Linked DNA regions of Homo sapiens: region 2 is linked to region 1. Evidence: chromatin loops called from intact Hi-C (ENCODE). Cell type or tissue: CD4-positive, alpha-beta T cell. All regions are shown on one strand. Region 1 overlaps RAPGEF6 (Rap guanine nucleotide exchange factor 6). Region 2 overlaps RAPGEF6 (Rap guanine nucleotide exchange factor 6).

Region 1 (2,500 bases):
ACAAGAGGAAATGCTCTGTACTAATTGTTTTAATATTCTAGAAATCGTGAGTACTTTGGAAACTGGTAACTATGAAACCTCTCCCCTCAAAAATACACCTGATTTTTTTAGATTACCCTTATTTCTTGATTCAGCTACTTTTCAGTCTAAAAAGAAGCTATTCACAATTAAAGACTTTTGAAGACACAGCTTACTTTTTTTTTTTTTTTTTGGCAACAGAGTTTTGCTCTTGTCGACCAGGCTGGAATGCAGTGGTGTGATACTGGCTCACTACAACCTCTGCCTCCTGGGTTCAAGCAATTCTCCTGCCTCAGTCTCCCAAATAACTGTGACTACAGGCATGCACTACCACACCTGGCTAATTTTTGTATTTTTAGTAGAGATGGGGGTTTCACCATATTGGCCAGGCTGGTCTTGAACTCCTGACCTTGTGATCCGCCCGCCTAGGTCTCCCAAAGTGCTGATATTACAGGCATGACCCACTGCACCCAGCCTAATAACTTTTTTCACTATTTAAACAACAACAAAAAAGCAAAACCAGAACTCCCACTGGTAAGAGCATTCCTAACCAATTCAACCAAACAGAAGCATTTAAAAAGATTATATATTTACCTGCCCCAAATTTTCACATACAGAGCCCAGCATGTTGATATTACCAAAGATACATGTAAATTAAAGATACTAGATATGAAAATTAAGGAAGATTCATGAAGTGTTCCTAAATATACTCACAGAAAGATAGCTGTTAACCTCCACATCATCAGTAATGGTTTGGCGCTCTCCTTTATAGTTAATTTTCCGAAATCTTCTTCGGGATTGTCTGGCAGGAATTTCTCTTTGTAGAATACTATCTTCATTATCTTTGGCATTCTCTACCTGAAACACATGTTCATATTCCTGATGAAATATCAAATTTTTCCATATTATTGACAATCTATGGAGTCTTAACAGACTCATAAGGAAGCTTCATTTACTTCTTACAAGAAACTGCCTCAAGAAAACAGTCTGTATAGCACAACGCTCATGAGTTAAAGATTAGAGGTGATGTTATTATAAAGATCTGGAGACCACAGTTTCCGTCCAGGAAACAGTCTCTCTTGTGCACATAAACATACATCCTCTAAGTAAAGTCACTTACCAGAAATGAAGGCTGTTAACTACACCTACACATTCAATAATTACAACTTGAGTTCCTCTAATTACAAACTGCCTGATTATACACATATTTTACTTAGCAAACAATCCTGGTTATGGTTTTAGTTAATTGTTAAAAAGTAAAACAAGAAAACTTTATGCAATATTCTTTAATTTTCAACTTAATGCATGACAACAGCCACAAGTAAGGCTGGCATCTTCTAAGTAAGAAAATAAAATGGAAAATTAACATTTGTTAGGAGTTTAAAATAGGCCAGCATGCATATATATTAAGTAGTTAGTTCACACAACAGCCCTGTAAGCAGGTATTACTGTCTCTACTTTGTAGACAAAGAAAAACCCAAAGATATTAGTGACATTCCAGTCTCACAACAGTGATACTTATTAAAGGTGAGTTGGCAACCTGGCAACAGAGCAAGACCCCATTTCTACAGGGGGAAAAAAATAAGCCAGGCATGGTGGTGTGCACCTGTAGTACCAGCTACTTAGGAGGCTGAGGTGGGAGGATCAACTGAGCCCAGGAGTTCAAAGCTGCTGTTAGCTATGACTGCACAACTGCACTCCAGCCTGGGCGACAGGACAAAAACCCTGTCTCAAAAAATTAAAAAAAAAATTTTTTTTAAGGTGAGGAGGAATATAGACCTATCTAGCTCAACAGCTTATGCCACTGATACAAGACTGCACTGCCTGTCCAATCACAGAACAAACCATAATTTTTTAAATTAACTATTTTTATAAAGGTATATTGATATGCTCTAAAAATCTACCTTTATAACTAAGCTCACATCTAATAAATAATAAATGGTGGTTTTAGTTTTCCCCCATAACTACTCTTTCTGCTAATGTCAGAGTTCTTGATATTACCAAAAATTTCCTAGGCACCCACCCAAACACAGTGGTGCCCCCTTATCTGAGGGGGATACATTCCATGATCCCCACTAGATGCCTGAAACTGCAGACAGTACCAAATTCTATATATGTCATGTATTTTTCTGTATTTACATACCTATGATAAAGTTCAATTTATAAATTAGGCACAGAAGAGATTAATAATAAAATATAATAATATACTGCAATAAAAGTTATGTGGGGGTGAGGGGGCGCAGTGGCGAGTGCCTGTAGTCCCTGCTACCAGGGATGCTGGGGCGAGAGTATCACTTGAGCCCAGGAGTTAACGTCCAGCCTGGGCAACACGGCAAGACCCTGTCTCTTAAAAAAAAAAAAGTTATGTGAATATGGTCTCTCTCTTTTTTTTAACTTTTATTTTAAGTTCAGCAGTACAAGCACAGGTTTATTACGCAGGTAAACTTGTGTCATGGGATTTGTTATACAGATTATTTTAGCA
Region 2 (2,500 bases), 54 kb before region 1:
AACTCAGTAATAGTCTACCAGTTCTAATTCCAGTTTCAATTATCTCAAATAGTGTTAATATGTGCAAATCTCATGTCCATAACAAAAAGCTAAAGTTTTTTTTTTTTAAAGCAGACACCAAGTCTTACATCTGTTCTGATCCTACATTGATGTCTTTGAGTATAAAGTAGAATGCAATGAATACCTGATGGCTAACTGATTACTGGAAAAAAAAATCCCATGACTTTTTTTCCCACATTCTGATGTCCCTTGAATATTTACAAAGCCAACACAGGATGACTCAAATGATAGTGGAGTACCTCTATAACCTTTTAATCAAGTTCCCAGTGTTGTTCACTCTCCCCATTTTGTATAGAGCACATGTGCTGCCGAGAAGTCAATAGGAACCAAGGGGTAATGAAAGGGACCAAATTTGCCAATTTTTCCCACTTCATTCAACTCAATCCACTTATGCTCTGTAAGTAATTAATTACAGCTCTTGAGCATTTGCTATGTCACAGGTTTTGTGTACAGACTGTTATGCCTCTCAGCTCATTATAATCCTTACAACAATCTCAATGAACTAGGAACTACTATCTTTACAAATAACACAACTAAGGCATAAGATCAGGCAATGTCTGAGTTTACAAATCTAGCAAATGGTGGAGCTTGAGCTGTACTCCTAAAACACTATGCTGCATTACTACTTATTTCCTAAAATTTCAAGTTGCTTGAAGGAGGCAACCAAGTCACAGCTCAAAGTTTTATATCTGACAGGGAGTTTAAAATGAATTCACGAACAGCTACTGTGGACTTGGAGGGAATTATCTTAGGTGCTGTACATTTAGAACAGATGAATCCTATATAGAAAGGAAACCTAGAAAGTCAATATAGATTTGATATTTAGGATATGCACTGATAGTGAAACAGAGTTTCAATAGGTGAGGAAAAGAAAATTCTAGCATGGTCTGGATGCAGAACTGGAAAATAAAATAGTCTGATTTGGCTATAATCTAGGGTACACAGGAAAAAGGGCAAAAAGGTAGGCAAGGGACCTGAATATATGGGTGAGGAACTGCTTTGGTAGGAAGTATAGATTACTGACAAAGAAAATAATAGTCATCACATGTGTGTTTTAAAAGCAATCTTTTGGCCACACAGAATGAACTAGAAGAGAAACTAGAACTAGGGTCAGTGAGCAGATTATAATAGATCAGATATATTAAGTCCTAAACTAGGGAGTAAAAAAGAAATGGCTGAGAGAGACCATAAGAAAATATGTGAACATACATGTGTATGACTAAATCAGTGACCTAGGTGACTTTAGCAACTGACTGGAAATCCTGGCCAGGGAATTCAAGAAAAAGAGACTGAGGGTACACATATAACACCAGGTTTATAAGCCTGAGTAACTAAGAGATAAGAATGTCAATACAGAAATGGAAGATTTGGGCCAGGCGCCGTGGCTCAGACGCCTGTAATCTCAGCACTCTGGAAGGCCGAGGCGGGCGGATCACGAGGTCAGGAGTTTGAGACCAGCCTGGGCAATCTGGTGAAACCCTGTCTCTGCTAAAAATACAAAACCTAGCTGGGCGTGGTGGTGCGCGTCTGAAGTCCCATCTACTCAGGAGGTTGAGGTAGGAGAGAATTGCTTGAACCTGGAAAGCGGAGGTCGCAGTGAGCCAAGATTGCACCACTGCACTCCAGCCTGGGCGACAGCGAGACTCCGTCTCAAAAAAAAAACAAATAAATACAATAAATAAATAAATAAATATAAATAAAAAATAAATGGAAGAGTCAGGAAGGAGTGTAAATGTTGTTTTAATTGAGGTGGCAGAGAATAAATGAACAAAAGTCTAGAATACAGATTCGGAAGTTCTAAGAATGGACATTTAAGACACAGGAAAGAATGAAAGCTATTGCTGTTCTGAGTTTGCTAGTGTTGAGGGGGGACCACTACACTCTGAAGAATAGAAATTATTTTGAGCCTTACTGTATCTTCCAGATTTTTTTCAAATTCCTCTAGAAATCGAGTCATAGCAGGGTCACCTTCAAAATCATTAAAATGATTATTTACCCATAATAATACAATCCGTGTCACCTGTGGAAACATAAAAGAGGCAGCATATGGTTATAAGAGGCATTCCTTCTGCACAAGTGGATTCCAAAAGCATGTCTAAAACTCATGAAGAACTGACAACCCTCTTGTTCCCTCCCTTGTGTAAAAAAGGCTCATTCTAACAGAAAGGCATGGTTTAATTTGAGCTTTTGCTTCCCTGTGCACAGAAGTAACAGAGCCAGGACACTGTCCACTCAGTGAGAAGACACAAGCCTGTTTGTTAAGATAAAAGAAGTACACAGAATGTCTATTTCAGGTAGCACCTTAAAATGCAAACTTCATGTCATAAAGCAGGCAATCCTATCAATCAAAAATCCATACCGAAAGCGTTTCCATGGTCAAGAACATGTTTAACCAAAACGGTAACAAAAACAAATCTGAGTCTGGTGCAGTGGCTCACAC

The links. A loop is a pair of places that touch in the nucleus more often than their neighbours do. Peaks named below come from ENCODE experiments on the same cell type or tissue, not always from the same donor. Only the 100,000 strongest peaks of a DNase experiment are listed, where the experiment ranks them.
Region 2: a loop joins it to region 1, with 1.9 times the contacts of the local background. A loop is called at or near these places in 4 of 110 quality-filtered maps.

What each region holds. Positions count from the first base shown.
Region 1 is chr5:131,547,315-131,549,814 of GRCh38, forward strand. RAPGEF6 (Rap guanine nucleotide exchange factor 6) reads right to left here. Exons shown (of 28, transcript NM_016340.6): 6 at 733-876. Among named protein-coding and RNA genes, the nearest start is that of RAPGEF6, 87 kb to the right of the region's middle. In CD4-positive, alpha-beta T cell, no CTCF peak of the experiment used is centred here; a DNase peak (open chromatin) is centred at 1,077; H3K4me3 peaks cover 1,775 bases; H3K27ac peaks cover 1,834 bases.
Region 2 is chr5:131,493,581-131,496,080 of GRCh38, forward strand. It overlaps RAPGEF6 (Rap guanine nucleotide exchange factor 6), which reads right to left. Exons shown (of 28, transcript NM_016340.6): 13 at 1,973-2,080. Among named protein-coding and RNA genes, the nearest start is that of RAPGEF6, 140 kb to the right of the region's middle. In CD4-positive, alpha-beta T cell, no CTCF peak of the experiment used is centred here; no DNase peak of the experiment used is centred here.